2 separate regions of the Homo sapiens genome follow, and region 1 is linked to region 2. A link is a loop called in an ENCODE intact Hi-C map of the cell type or tissue named here. Cell type or tissue: dorsolateral prefrontal cortex. All regions are shown on one strand.

The links. Hi-C counts contacts between places; a loop is a spot of excess contacts. Peaks named below come from ENCODE experiments on the same cell type or tissue, not always from the same donor. Only the 100,000 strongest peaks of a DNase experiment are listed, where the experiment ranks them.
Region 1: a loop joins it to region 2, with 11 times the contacts of the local background. A loop is called at or near these places in 5 of 110 quality-filtered maps.

What each region holds. Positions count from the first base shown.
Region 1 is chr2:163,938,687-163,946,686 of GRCh38, forward strand. No RefSeq gene overlaps it. Among named protein-coding and RNA genes, the nearest start is that of FIGN, 210 kb to the left of the region's middle. In dorsolateral prefrontal cortex, no CTCF peak of the experiment used is centred here; a DNase peak (open chromatin) is centred at 4,945; H3K4me3 peaks cover 1,050 bases; H3K27ac peaks cover 1,931 bases.
Region 2 is chr2:164,011,206-164,019,205 of GRCh38, forward strand. No RefSeq gene overlaps it. Among named protein-coding and RNA genes, the nearest start is that of FIGN, 280 kb to the left of the region's middle. RefSeq lists enhancers at 4,333-4,382, 4,423-4,572. In dorsolateral prefrontal cortex, a CTCF peak has its summit at 3,125; a DNase peak (open chromatin) is centred at 3,016; H3K4me3 peaks cover 1,131 bases; H3K27ac peaks cover 1,148 bases.

The DNA of each region.
Region 1 (8,000 bases), 73 kb before region 2:
TTCCTGGCACTAAATTCACAAATGTAAGAAAAATTAAAAATAAATTACCTCTTCCCCTTTTTATGGTTTCAACAGTACCACTGTCTTTGAGTGTTCCCCAAAGAGGGTACATGGGGTCAGTTTGCACATAACTAGCAAGGTTGAAACACTATTTCTGTTTTGTTGCAATCTTTCCTTTATGAGAAGGCTAGCATTCCAATATTATTAAAAATGCAAACCAATAAGACATAAAATGGCTTGCTTATTGCTAACATTTATGCAAAACCACTTAAAATGTTAAAAATATTAATCTCCTACCCTATGTAGCAATTAATGCTGCACAGACGACGACAATTGTTTTTTTCCACTGGAAAATCACCAGCAATCCACATTCTCCTCTTCTACTTAATTAACGCAACTATATATATCCTTCAAAGTCACAGGAAACTGGTGTAATTGCTTTTGTAAATTCAACTATCTCCAATGAAGAGCAGATTGCTAAATTAAATGCAAGTAATTTGAAGCTTAAAAAATCAGAAATATAGACATTCTTGCCTCTGTATAGTGTGAGGTGATATAGAGGTCAGCGAAAGAAAGGAGAAAGCAAGAATTCCTGGATTTGCCTTTGATTCTCTGTTATTACGAACATTTTAAAGACCACTTTTCAAGCAGAAATCATGTTATATAAAATAATTATAATCAGCCATAACATTGATGACAACATAGATGTGTGCTGAATTGATTTGGAATCAAAAATTGTGTGTGTATGTATGTGTAGAATAATCTTAGCAATTCTGAAAAGCAGAAGACAATAAGGATAGCAGAAACAAGGCTGAAAAGAAAATTCATATTTTTTACTTATTTAATTTCCTCTAGAGAAGATAAAAGAGAAGAAAATGGGGAAGGGAGAAAGGAGAGAGGTGGAAAGACAGAGATCAAAGATGAGATGTACACAGAGGATCCTCATTATTTATGGATTCTGTATTTGAAAATTTGCCTGTTCACTAATATTTATTTATATCCCCCAAATCAATACTTATGATGCACTCAAAGTCTTTGCAGATATGCACATGTGCAGAACAATGAAAAAGTTAAGTTGTCTGACACACGCATTCCCAGCTGAGGCCAAAGTGATGCCCTGCCTTCTTGTTCCAGCTCTCATACTGTCACCAAGTGTCCTATTCATTGTATATTTAGCGCTTCAGTTTTTGCACTTTTGTACTTTTTCTTGGTGATTTCTGTGTTTAAAATGACTCCCAAACATATTGCTGAAGTGGTGCATTGTGTTCTTAAGTGCAAGAAAGCTGTGATGTGTCTTACTGAGGAAGTATATGTGCTAGCTAAGCTTCATTCAGGCATGTTGGCTGTGAGTTAAACATTAATAAATTGACAACATATGTTAAATAACATGGCTTTAAAGAGAAACACACATGGAACAAGGTTACACACTGATAGGGTGATGAAAATGTAACCAGAGACTTACAGGAACCTAACTCTATATGTCTCCTAAGAGCAATGATTCAGTATTTGCTAATTCCATTTTGCAGGGACTTTATAGAACATAACGACCTTATACAATGGAATGTGTGGGGTGTGTGTGTGTCTGTGTGTGTGTGTGTGTGTGTGATGCAAGGCAGAAAGAAAAAAGAGATAAAATGGGAGAGTTATCTCATGTCTTGATTAAGTGTGGATCACTTATCTAGAGGAAAGATTAAAGTGATCAAATAAGAAATAAAATGATTCGAAGAGCAAGTGGAAGTTAATTTAGAGTGGAAAAGGGGTCACAGAAGACAAGGACTAAGAAGAAACTTCAAGAGCTTAACTTTCCTTCGTTATGCAGATGAGGGATGTGGGAACTGGCATAATGGTCAAAGCAAGGCTCTGGAGCCCAGTTCAAATGGTTCTCACCTTCTTAACTTCCCTGGGTCTCATTTCATCATCTCTAAAATGGGAAAAAATATATGTCACACAAGACTGTAGGGAGAATTAAATAAAAAAATAAATCAAAGATTATAGAGAGGTGTGTAGCATGTATTCAAGCACTAAATAAATAATTTGATTATGATTAAATGGATAACCAGACTTACATTTACTCAGAAACTTGCCAGTCCGCATGTCCCCTTATCCTCTGATTAGCGGGTTTTTGTTGTTGTTGTTGTTGTTGCATCATTCTGGGGCCCTGGAGGTACCAGTTGGGTTGACTCACTTCTAGATGCCATCATGATAGTTGGCATGGGAAAGCTTATATACCCAACATATGCCTTTGTAGCATGGACTACGTAGTTGAAGAAAAATGCAAGCAGGTGGTTAAGAGAAAGATAGATAATTGCATCAGTTTTATTATAAAAGAAAATAATTTCCAAAGAACAGAAGTAAGAAATCATGCTGCCTTGTATCCATCCACTACCCAATCATCTGGGTTCATAAAATGGAATTGACTTTGATTCCCACTATGAAAATAAAGGAAACTCATGTAAGAGGGAGGAGGTTTTATTCATATCCCCCTTTTTAATGAAAAGAAAGAGAAATAACTGCATCTTGAAGTCTCAGTTTCTTCATGTCTAAATGAGAACAATAATATATACTTTTAAAAATAATGTTAAAATCCTAGAATTCATTTATCTTAGAACATTCTACCAAATTTGGAAATGGAAGCCTAAAAGGTAAATTTTGTTAGGATTTAAGGTAATTTATTTGATCTCACTTTTCACTATTAAGAAAGCCATTGAATGAAATAAAATTACCGTGCATTACTGTGATAGTTAATTTTGGATCAACTTGAATGGGCCATGGGGTACCCAGATGTTTGGTTAAACATTATTCTGAGTGTAACTGTGAGAGTGTTTCTGGGTGAAAGTAACATTTGAACCAGTAGACTGAGTAAAGCGCATTGCCCTCCCCAATGTGAGTGGGCTTCATCCAATCCACTGAAGCCCTGAATAGAAAAAAAGGACAGATTAAGGAGACTGTGCTTCTTCTCTGCCTGTCTTTGGGCTGAGACATTGGTCTTCTCTTGTTTTCAGATTTGGACTCGGATAAAAGTTTTACCATCAGCTCTCCTGCTTCTCAGGCCTTTAGACTTCATTTGGAACTACACAATCAGCACTCCTGTGTCTCAGACTTTCACGCTCAGACTGGAACTACATCATTTGATTGGCTGAGTCTCTTTCTTTCCAACCATAGATCTTGGGACTCCACAGCCTCCACAGCCACACAAGCTAATTCATTACAACAAATCTCTCCCTCTCTCTGTCTCTTTCTCTCTATGTAGATAGATCTCCTATTGGATCTATTTCTCTGGAGAACTCTGACTGGGTAATACATTACCTTTTATATCACATCTTCACAGACCTACAGAGAAATTCTGTGCAATGTGTGATGAATAATAATAATAAACTATTATTTCACTTGTCAGAGGAAACAATTCAGGATACGTCTGCTATTTTAATACATTTAGCTGATCCTTTTTTTTATTAACATGAGTGACTGGTACAGAGCTGGTAAATGAAATCTACAGATTGTATAACTTTGTAGTTCCAGATTAGAACAGATAACGTTGATGAACACTTCAAAGAATTTTGCTTTTTGTCCCACTTCTCTCAAAGGGATTCTGGCAAAAGTTCATATTTTCATCTAGAGAAGCATACCATTTTAAAAACATATTTATCTTTAAACCCATTCCATTACCTGCCTACATTTGTATTAAGTACAAATTTTCATGCAGTTCTTGCTGTGTCCTGTGATATATCTCCCCATAACAGATTCATTGAAAACTGTGACTTTAAATTCAAAATCAAATAATGGTACATTTTTAGCCATTTCTACTGTCTTTGATACAGGTATATTTTTATGAATAGGACTTATACTTATTTCTTCACAACTAAGAATAGTATTTGTTAGTGTCAATTTAAAGAAGTATTCCATCAAATAAAATAGTGTGGTTGCTGCTGTTTTTTCATTTTACAGTAGTGCAAATTGGAACATATGATCATGAGAGGAGACAGGACTATACTTCAGTTAATTGTCCCAAGTGCATACTATTTATTATATATTTGAAGGCTAATGAACTCTGAGCTGTAAAAATTCACCTCATTGAATTTCAAGAATATTACAAATAGGTAAGGAAACTAAATAAATCAACAGATTTACTCAATCTAAATATTTATTTTTATCCATTTCTAGAGTGAGATGAAAGCATTCCCCATCATCAGAGTGTAGGCTTAATGTATGAGAAGACCATTAAACTCCCATCACTTAAACATAATAACTGCCTCATGTGTCTATATGATGTTTCCAAGCTATTTTTAAGCCATTTAAGCTTTTCAGTTTATACTAAACATCCACCCAGAGATTTCCTGTGAAATTTGGTGCAATATTTTAAGTGATTGGCGCAACTTGATTTTAAATAAATTTTAGAGTAAAAGTAATTTCTAAAATACAACTTACATAATTTTCCTCAATGCATCACTGGCTCTGAATAGTGGCTTTCAAGTTTAAATCATTAAAAATCTTTTAGAATCCCCATGCAGCTATACTTTGTATAGATCTACTGTAAATTTTAAGGAGTTACTGGTACAAAAATGACAAAATAACATGTAGTATACTTTCATATTTCTGGTTACCCAAAAAAATTTAGAAGAGCCAATATTTCACAAAATGTGTGGAAACAATAGTAAAGAAACAGAAAAATTTCAAATAAGAACTAAAATGATTTTTGTTTCCTGATAAAATGTTTGATCTGTGAAGAGTGCTATTGGCTAGAATAGTATTTTGTGAATTAGTGTGTCCTGGGACCTGGAGGACTGTTACAGGGAACTTTGGAATTTCACCTGGAAGGAGCGGATGACAATTGGGAATGATTGGCTGACTCATCAATGAAGACAGACAGCTGAGGTAGGATACAAAAGAGCTATTGATGGCTTTTGTCTATGTCAGACAGAAGCCTAAGGGAAGGGTGACTGCTCTCGCCTGGTGTCATGGATGTCACATGATAGAAAGTTTTATGTTTGTTTCTGACATTAGGCAAACAAAAACCTTTTGAGGGCTGAATTAGGCTTTTGTTTTGAGCCTGCAAGCTGCTACTCATTCCTATTGATGAGTACTGATCTGATTTCAGCCTTTTCATTTTTATGGTGTTAACTGTGTGGGGAATGTGTGTAGAAGGCCGGACACAGGACCACCGACCCCATCTCCCTTGAGTTCACATATCTTTTGGAATTTCCTTTTTTTTTCTTTTCTTTTTTTGTTTCGTTTCAGGAGGGGGGCTGTCTCAGGAGCTTCGCAATCTCTTTGCTTAAATGAACAATATGAGTTAGGCCTTCTGAAATCAGTTTAGCAAAAGACTCTTTTTTCTTTTCCCTCTGGAAAAGGATACAACACTATCACCACAATTCAGCTTTGCTTGTCGGGGTCTGTGCAAATTGTGAGGAAAAGAGTGCTTTGAGGGAGACTTTCTATTCCCTTTGGTCCCTATGATCTGTATACTCACTTAAGGTTCTGAGGTTCAATATATGATGACTTGGCAGGAAAAGATAAATCCATTTTTTAAACGCATGGTAAGGATTGCATTCTTGTTGAGGGAGTCATATATTGGAAAAACCGAAGTCATTTTTAAAGCCCTTGATTATGGCAGACTTTTAAATATATACATTCACTTTGAATTAAAAGAACCCAGAGAAATGAGAATAATTTCTGCTTTCTGTGGCCAGACTTTGAAGTGGAGAAATGTGGAAGTAAAAGCAAATAGCATAACCTGTTTTAATCAAAAGGAGTCTAGCAAGAAACAATCAATTAAAGAACAGTCTGATTCTCTGCGACATCAATGTATGAAAATCTGTTAGACGCCAGATTGTGTCTCAAGACACATATGATGAACTGAACAAAATGACCTGCTAATAGCTTTTACGGGTAATAAATGCATCATGTTATTGGTAATTCTGCAGATGGTAAATCAAGCTAATATCGAAGCTGAAACAAGCTACTTGTTAAATGTAGTTCAAAATGATTTTCTCTGTTATTCAAAAACTGTATTATGCTTAAAAGAAAGATGATTATGCCTTATATTTCTAAGCATCTTAAATGGATAAACATTCCCATTCTGCTATGGAGTCATTTTAATTTTTAAATCCTTTGGAGAGAGCATGCCTGAAATAAATCTAAGCTGAGAAACGCTATGTTTATTTAGATTATGAGCAGGAACTAAAATGTAAAACCTGTGCTGAAATTGAAGTGTGACTCTACTGCATACAATGCACATTAGATAATATTTCCAATCAGCATTTGGAACACTGACCTGATGAATTTGAACATTTGAGCACAATGCACATTAACAAATGGTGAAGGGATGGATATGCCAATCATATTATTGACTCTCTTGGACAGTCTGATGTACCCAAGGAACATTTTAGCTTCAATTTTATTGTTATATATTCAAAAGTAGATAGCAACACAATTCTAGGAAGGAAAGGGAAGTTGAAAAAGAGGAGTCAGGACAACAGCCCAAGAGAAAACTCCAATAGGAAATGAAAGGCTGTGACTACCCATGATATACAAGGGGAAACTCAAGAATGAAAGGAAAAATTAACTCTGCCGATGGATAGATCAGACCACTGCATCCCAAAATAAGCCCCTCCCATCTTCGAGGTGGCTATTGTTAACCTGACATTGTACATGTCATATAAGGAAGCCCATTAATTTGTATTAACTGAGAATAAGATCAGTTATAAATGCATATTTATTTTTTTTGAAGTGCAATTTCAGGTATATGAAAAGGAAATCTTCAATGATGGGTTTATTTTCAAATAAATGTAATTTAAGATGTATGCATGTTTTCAGACTTATGTGTTTTCATATATATTTACACAAATGCATTCATGTATATAAATAGGCGGACATATATATACATATTATAATTTTATGAACTGCTAATACTATTGCAATTCTAGGAAGCTGCAATAGCTTGTTTGGAGTAAAAGAAATATTTTTTCTTTCCTTTAAAAAAGATTATATATGTCCAGTGGACTCATATTTCTAGCTTAGAAAGTGTTCAGGATCTAGAGTCTTTAAAAATTGAATGTATTTTAATTCCAAATTTACCTATTACCTGAGACATCTTGAAGAAAATCAGTTTAAGGTCTTAAATTTCCAGTATTTTACTGATAAAAATTTAGCTATTTATTAACTCTATGTTATGACTTTAAAAACAGTGACAGTAATTCTATTTTTTAGCAGTTATAAAAGGGTAAAATATCACCTTGTTAGAACAACAGATGTTTATAATCCATTAACATCTACTAATTCACTGCAGAACCAGAAATTTATAGTAGGACTAATTCTAGGCCAAATTATGAAGCTGGGAATCATTACAATCAGCAGTCCTTCAAATTCCCCTAAGAAATCCTTTTCACAAAGATTCATAATGTCTTCTCTAGCTCTTTTTAAGGCCCCTTGTCTTTACCTAGGGTCTCCCATTGCCATTCCTCACCTCTACCAGCCTTTCCCGTTAACTCAACCCAAGCACTATGATAAAGGCACGAATAAGATATTACCTCGGCAGTTTCTAGAATGTTTTCAGCTTAAAATACCAACAAATACAACTGAAAGTGGGCTAATTCATAAAGACATTTATTATTTTACATAGCAAAATGTCCAAAGGAGGACAGCTCCAGGTTTAGTTCATTGGTCAGCTCAACACTAGCAACTGTTCCCCCGAACTCTGCCATCCTCAATATATTGACTTATCCTTTTAGGCTCCGTTTCCAAGATGGCAACCACAGTTCTTTGTATGACTTGAAGATGACAATATACGAAAGCCAAAAAAAAAAAAAAACAAAAACAAAAAAAAAAAACAAGAAACTATCTCATGTACTTTTTTAAGAGTAAGGAAAAACTTTTGAGAAGTTATTCAGCTGATTTTGTCTTAGTTGTCATAGCAAAAAATGCACCACATACCCACGCCAAAACCCATCACTTCATAATGGGAATCAAATCACCACTACTGGCTCCAACCAATCATGACCCAT
Region 2 (8,000 bases):
TGTCGGCCATATTAGGAAGAACATCTAACCTATTTTTACTTTGGTGTTCATTAACAGGATATTCTTGTTTCTAGATTTTAAAAATTAAGCTTTATCCTTACTATTCATTTTGTGGATATAAACATTGTGCCTTTGATTTGAAATTTCAGTAAAATTTCAAGTGGAAAAATATAGAAAAATAATTTTAAGTTGTATAAAATGCAATTTAGTACTGACATGCAGTTACTCGCTGAAAGTAACTTCTATCTCTATATAATGTATACACAAAGACATTTCTCCAAATGGCTATTCTTATTTCTACCTAATATTTGGTTTAATTAATTGGTAGAGTGAGATAAGAAAACTTTCCAAGTTGCTTGTGCAGCTAATTTTATATATACATATACATATGCATATACATGAAGTAACAAAAGTTGTAACTATTCTTATTTTTCTTCACAAAAATGAACCCTCCATGATGCTTTAAAAACAGATTAAATTATAACCAGTGTTTATCTGATTATGATTTTTTATTCCTCATTTTACAAACTATTTTGGACCTATCAGACGCAGTCACTGGGATAATATTTGGGATTGACATGATGTGGTTGAAGAGCTATATTCAAGTGAATTTGGAAAAAGAAAGTGCTATTTCCAGATAAAGGAAATTGCTTTTTAAAGTCCAGTGGACTAGCCACCTAAAATGAGGATGGAGAATGGAGAACTGGAAGAAAGGAAAGAAAGGGAGAGGAGGAAGAAGGAAGATATGAGAGAATAAGAGAAGGAGCAGAGGATGGGAGCTTAAAATCTCATAATGGGCTTGGGATTGGCTGTTTAAAATCAAACATACTTCTTGAGTATTCCTTTCACTTAGAAACAGTTACAGCTGCCTCTTCATTTATGTTTTCAAGATTCACTAGAAAACTGCAGCATTCATAAGGAATCTTAATCCCTTCTTAAATTTTGAAATGTTGGATAATAGCTTTGGGGCAATGCTCAGCTGCTTGAAACTCACACAGTTTTCCTACTAGTGTAATATATATATATATATATATATATATATATATGGAAACATGGAAGTAGATAATAAAAGAATAATTTATTTAATACATTTAACTTATAAACAATTTAATATATTTTCAAGTTGTTTTTAAACCAATCATCTAAGAAGAAACGATGTCAAGAAACAAAAACATCATAGAGTACTTTCTCACTTTATGAAGCTTAACGTTAATAGGTTGAAAATTGAAATGTAAATTGATAACACTTTGCCATAATGGGATAATGCAAAAAAAAAAAAAAAAAGAGCTTGGATGTTTTGTGATTATCTCCTTCTAATAAACTTTATAAGAGAGGTGGATTTAAATGCATTCTGAATCACAACATTTTAGAACACAGACCTTGAACAAGATGATTTTTTTGTTTATGAGTTGAATGAAAAATCTGTATTTAAAAGCATTCTCTGATTACTTTTTTTTTCTGTCAGTGGGAATTTTCTGTGTGTGGGTGCATGCGCTCATGTGCGTGCATGTGTACATGTGCACACGAGGCTACATTGGGGACCTCATGCAGTAAGTTACAATGATGGAGCATGACAGTCAGAATAGCACACACTATTAGCTGGACCTCAACTCTATTACAGTGCTATGTTTGGTGACATAGAATCAAGAGACTCAAGGATACAAGGTCAAAGGTAGCAAAACATTACATTAATCTGTTCTCTTCACAGATACCAGTGTATCTCCATGTAAAATACAGCATTTGCTGCTTAATTATGAGAAACAAATGCCTAAGGATATTATTTAACAACAACAACAAAAGAACACAAAATAGTTGTCTCTTAGCTAAAGATTTGTAGATAGCTTTTCCCTAGCTCTTATTGTTTTTCTCTTTTTATGACCTCTACAGTTATTACTGGAATTGCTCATGATACTATAAATTGACTTAGTGGCATTGTATTCATTCATCCCTTGCTTCCTAAGTGCCCACATGAAAATGACATGAAAATAATCAATCTAAAATGAAATTAATAAATATCCTACCTAGGCACGCCTTATATATCACAGATGGACTAGATGACATAATATGCAGAAGCTATTTTCAATTGGTGAGGAGACAGAAAATTGACATCAATTTTCATAACGAACATTGAAAGAAATACAAAATTTAATTGCTGAATATCACTTCAAAGTAAATGATCAAATTTCAAGAGAGTGGGTTTTATTGTGGGATTGTCACACTAACTTCACGTTCTAAAAAGAGAAAAAGAAATTGGTAAAATAACTATCATATTCAGCCACACTACTTAACAAAGATCTTTTTTACTAAATGTGCCACCGATTAATATGCCTAGTAGCAGAATCTGCTAAGTGATCAAATAGTTATTAGGGATATGTATAAATGATATAAAGCTACCATACTTGTAAGGCATAATTAGCTATCACCCACGTTTCTTAATCACACAATTCATAAAATTGTAAAAACTTATTTTTAATATTTTAAATTTTGGATGATTATGAGCTCTAACTTCTGTCTCAACAGACTAGGGAAAGGTATGATATATATTCATATACTAGTATAATAGATGAATTTTGCTTTAAAAGGTGCTCCTGGATCTTTGTACATTCCCTACTGCTATATTCTCACATTCTCTATATGTTCTGTACACACCCCATCAGTAGTTCTAGGAGAACTAATTCAGAAAGTCTACCATTTTGAAATGCTAGAATGAATGTATCCTAAATAGTTCAGCTGGTACTGTACAGTTATTCTATCTGGTACAAATAGGCTTTAGCTAAAGGCACCTAAAATAAATAAATAAATAAAATAATAAAAGAAGAATCAAATCCCTCTGAAATTCTTTCACATGGTCACTGCCTTTAACCTCCCTGCCTCAGTACAAAGTTACTCTGTGTCCTTCACTTCTCTGGTTACGATAGAGCTATTTTCTGAGGAGCGATTCATAACAAAGAATTTTCGTTTGTGAGAGCTGTGCCTAGACTGACGCCATGGGCCTTTCCCCACCCCAAGAGCCTTTTGTTTTGTGCCAAAAGAATTGCTCCATTCATTATCCCCACAGATGCTTGGCCTGAAGGCAGAGAAAGTCAGTAAAAACAACAAGAAGCTGAGTTCTCCACCAGCCTAGGCTATCATTATCTACACAAGAGATGATGAGTTTGTAATGAAGTTGACGAGGCTTATTCAGACACTCGCAGATTGGCAAGAGGATAAAAAGTGTCTTCAATTTTCGTGTTGTCTGATGTTGAAGTTAGCTGTCATCCGGCACTAGATTAGTCACACTTTGAGGCAGGGCTTTGGAGAAGGGGTCAGAACAAAGCTACTGTACTATGGTATTTCACAGTCTGAGGAACAGAAGCATAATAAATGTGCTCTGTAATTTAAATCAAGGCGCTGCTGTGGGAAATCGCTGCCTTTTTCACTGGAGGTATTAGTGCTGGGCACTGTGCTTCTTGACATCGCATAACATATAAGAAGTCTGCACAACTTTGCTCTTATAATTGGAATGAATGCAGTGATTATATTGGATGAGGCTCTTCTGAATTCAGCAAAATAAAGACTCACTCGTCACAGAGGATACATTAGATTATGTGTGTTTTATGCTTTTTTAATTCAATTGAAAAATTGGCTAAACATGAATGAAATTCTAATTGGAAACATTTCACACTTTGGCAATATAGATGGTATTTGATAAGTGTTACTGTTTTCCATTCAGTAGGGAATTCTTAGAGCTGAATAAAAAAATTCTTTAAGTAGGACCACAAATTAACCATTTACCACAATCAAATCGGTGGGGTTATAGAAAAAAAATTCCCCTTAAAATCCTAACAAAGCAAACTTTTGAGGAAGGTAATGTTACACACTTTTGGAGGAAGGGGCAATGCCAAGATTTAAAGATAGCCCTTTAATTTACAAGTTAATTTTAAACATTTATTAAAATTTTTTCCAAGATGTGGAAACAGTGTTTCAATTTTAATTTTAAAATGTCAGAGCTTCAAATAGATGTGACTGATCAAAATACTTTAAAAAAACCGAACGAGAAATGTTCTATAAAATGTTTAAATAGAGCATACTCTTACCTTTCAAATATTTAAAAGCTTGAAATGGAAAGCTTTGTCTAGAGGCACTCAGTATTGGGCGAGCTGAGTGTTTCACATTACTTATTGTTCCGTTCTCAGATATAATTCAGACTTAACTTTGCCTGTGGTCTTCCACTGTAAAATATGAAACTCATGAGCTAGCTCATTGTCTATGAATGTTTCCCACTCCCCCACACTCCGTGTTCCAGTTGGTTGGGTCACAGAAGTGATTTCACTTGCTGGCTCTCAGAGTGTTCAGCCATGTATGCAGGGGTTAGTTTGCCAGCCAATGGTCCATGAAGGATGTGGGTGGAGAGGAGGAAGAGAGAAACAGTTACATTTTTTTGTAATGGGAACTTCTAGATCTAACAACTGTCACTAAAGGCTGCTACCGTTGTTGCTTACTGTTCACTTTCTGATCTATTAAGATCACCTTGACTCAGCAGATCTGTAGCCCAATGGAAGAAAGAAAATAAAGACATTGGCGGAGGCTTTGTTCAAGATCCCTAGTCTTGATGCTGATTATCGATCAGGTGATTAAGGCAGATGAAGAGGTTTTTTGAAAGCCGAAGCCTCTGTTTGTGTCTGTCTAGTGTGCCCCGAAAGGGGTTGGGAAATCAATACCCTCAATCACGGCAGAGAGCATTTCTCTGTCAGTCACATGCACTGAAGTGATTAGAATTGAGTCATAAGGCAATGAATAACTGGCACTGGCTTCCTGCTCCTCTTTTTCACCTCATAGAAAGCCTAATGAACTCTCTAGGTTGAGGGGACAGGCTTACGACTCGTGTAGCACTATTAACATACCATCAGATAACAGCAAACCCCTAGGTTAAAGTCGGAATTAGAGATATTAATTTCAATCTATTGAAAGACTGATGCCAGGGAATGCTTCAACCTACCAGGCAAATATAAAAGGGTAGCTGAGTGGCTAACAGTGCAATCTCTTTTCTCTAATATTAAGACTTAAATACACTTCTATATTTAATAAGATGGTCAGAAAGAACAGGGATAAATAATTTAGCAAATGACTTTACAATAAAATATAACACTCCTCCCACATCTCAAATGTGCTGATAATTCTTCCCAAATTCTCCAAATTGAAATATTTTTAAATGTTAATTTTTTTGTTCACAAACAGGAATAATTTGTTCTATCATTTAAAATAAGCATGCTGTTGTGTTTCTGGGCTCACAGTGGCTTCTGGCAAGTATATGCCCTACTCCTAGCCTTGGGGGAAAAAAGCACCCATACTATTATCCAAAATCTATAAAATGTGGGGTAAAGAATGTCCCATTTCTCAGACTGAAACTGCTGAGGAATACTGGATGTTACAAGTGATCTCTTGAGCAAAACTTCGTGAAACAATGTATATATAATCCATGATAAGAGGCAATCAAACACTAACAACCCTTTACAAAATAGATTTTTGTCTGACAACAGATATGAATGTAGGTTCCAGAGAAAAACAGCACAACATAATTCAAAAAGCAAGGCAAAATCAACAACAAAAACTTAAGTAAATCAGCTGCTGTACTAATTAATCAGCTTATGTAACCTTACTTCTGCATTTTGTTATCCTATTGGCACCTTGAGTTTGCGAGTGGTGCCTGTGAGCTTAGTATCTAGAAGCCCTGCAGTAGTAAAAGTATCCTTCGTATTGCTACTAGCTACTGTTATTTATGTGCCTCTGTGGCAGTCTTTGTTATTTATCAGAGACTTTTTTTTTCCGTGTAATCATGATGTAACTTTCATTTCCAAATCCATTGACCTACCAGGCAGCCTCCACTCTGCCAATTCTCTTGTCAGGAATGCAACGTTCAGGCTGGTCTATGGGCTGCTCCCTCATCCATTCTTCTTGATAGTGCATTTGCCTTAAAGTTGGACTTCCCTGAATTGACTTCAAGGCTCACAACAGGAAGAGTTTAAAAGGACTTATGCAGGTTTTTTTTTCCAGTCTCATACTTTCATAAACTTATATGATTAGAGCGGAATAAAATAAGTGATCTGGTCCAACCAATTGCCTATAATCACAAATCACCTATGTTATCACAAACTGATTATGTTCTGACAAACTGTGAAGAAGCCTTGGGGGAAGAGATTATACACCCCCCTCAGTGATATTTTCCAGTCTTTAGTTGGGAAGCTTTTACATACAAAGAAAAATAATTTTCCTCGTATTTCATTTTCTGCAAAGATAAGGCAATATGGTAGAGGACAAGTAGCACTTGAACTATAGGAACATGACCAAAGTTCTCACTTTGGGAGGCTGAGGCAGGTGGATCACATGAGGTCAGGAGTTCAAGACCAGCCTGGCCAACTTGGTGAAACCCCATCTCTACTAAAAATCCAAAAAAAGTTAGCCAGGCATGGTTGTGGGTGTCTGTAGTCCCAGCTACTCGGGAGGCTGAGACAGGAGAACCACTTGAGCCGAGGAGGTGGAAGTTGCAGGTTGCAGTGAGCCAAGGTCGTGCCATTGCACTCCAGCCTGGGTGACAAGAGTGAAACTCCATCTCAAAAAAGAAAAATTAAAATAAAAGACCAGAGTTCTATATCCTGATTCCTCTACTTTTGTGAGACTATAAGTAAATAATTTTCCATCTCTATACCATAGTGTGTTTATCTAAAGTCGAATTCTTGTAGCTTGGCCTATTGATATAATTAGGGAGGAACAGAAGTATATATATTGTAAATTCTAACGAGTAATGTATATTTAAACAAGTATTTTAAAGAAAATAAAACAGGCCAGTGTCATCACATAAATACTGTCTCATTCCCATTGAACAATTATTACACGGCAAATGCTTTCATATGAATTATCTCATTTAGTTCTCACAGCAGCCCTATGAGACAGGTATTACTGTCTTTATTTTCATATGGGAAAAGTGAAGCTTGGAAATGTTAAGTGATATATTGAAGGGTATACAGCAAATGTTGAGGTTGAAATTCAAACCCTATAAGGTTAATTTCAGAGCCCATTGTATTAACCTCTCTGATAGTCTACAAACTGGAGATAAGCAAGAGACAGTGTTATGTCATAGCAAGAATATGGGCTTACAAGTTTGATAGACATGCCCTCTAAGTTTGCTTTTGCTGCCCCCAGCTATATGACATTGAATGAGTCACTTAAACCTTCCCATCTTTAAAATGGGGTTTGTCCAGTTGTGGTAGCTCATGCCTGTGACCCCAGCAGTTTGGGAGGCTGAGGTGGAAGGGTTTCTTTCAGACAGGAGTTTAAGACCAGCCTAGGCAGTACAGTGACACCACCATCTCTTCAAAAAATAAAAACAAAATGGAAAATAATTTTTAAAAAATAGGAATAAATGCTACTCATTTCCTAGATGTTTATTGCAAAATTACAGGAGGATTAAATAAAATAATATCTAAAGGCACTTAGCACAAAGCCTTAATTGTTCTATAAATGGCTTCAATTATCAATAATAAATGATATCAGCCTTAAGACTGACCTCTGTGAAAAATGTGTTTAACATTCATCAAATGAGAGCTCTATCTGAGCATATCCGAGATGTTGAGATTGAGCACAGATCTGCCATCAGGAGCTCACTGTCGGCTGGGCGAGGTGGCTCATGCCTGTAATCCCAGCACTTTGGGCAGCCGAGGCGGATGGATCACGAGGTCAGGAGATCGAGACCATCCTGGCCAACATGGTGAAAACTGGTCTCTACTAAAAATACAAAAATTAGCTGGGTGTGGTGGCATGTGCCTGTAGTCCCAGCTACTCAGGAGGCTGAGGCAGGAGAATCGCTTGAACTCAGGAGGCAGAGGTTGCAGTGAGCCAAGTTTGCACCACTGCACTCCAGCCTGGTGACAGAACGAGACTCTGTCTCAAAAAAAAAAAAAAAAAAAGCTGACTGTCTAGTGATACTACTAAAGTACACCTTCAGTGTAACTCTGAGTTAAGGA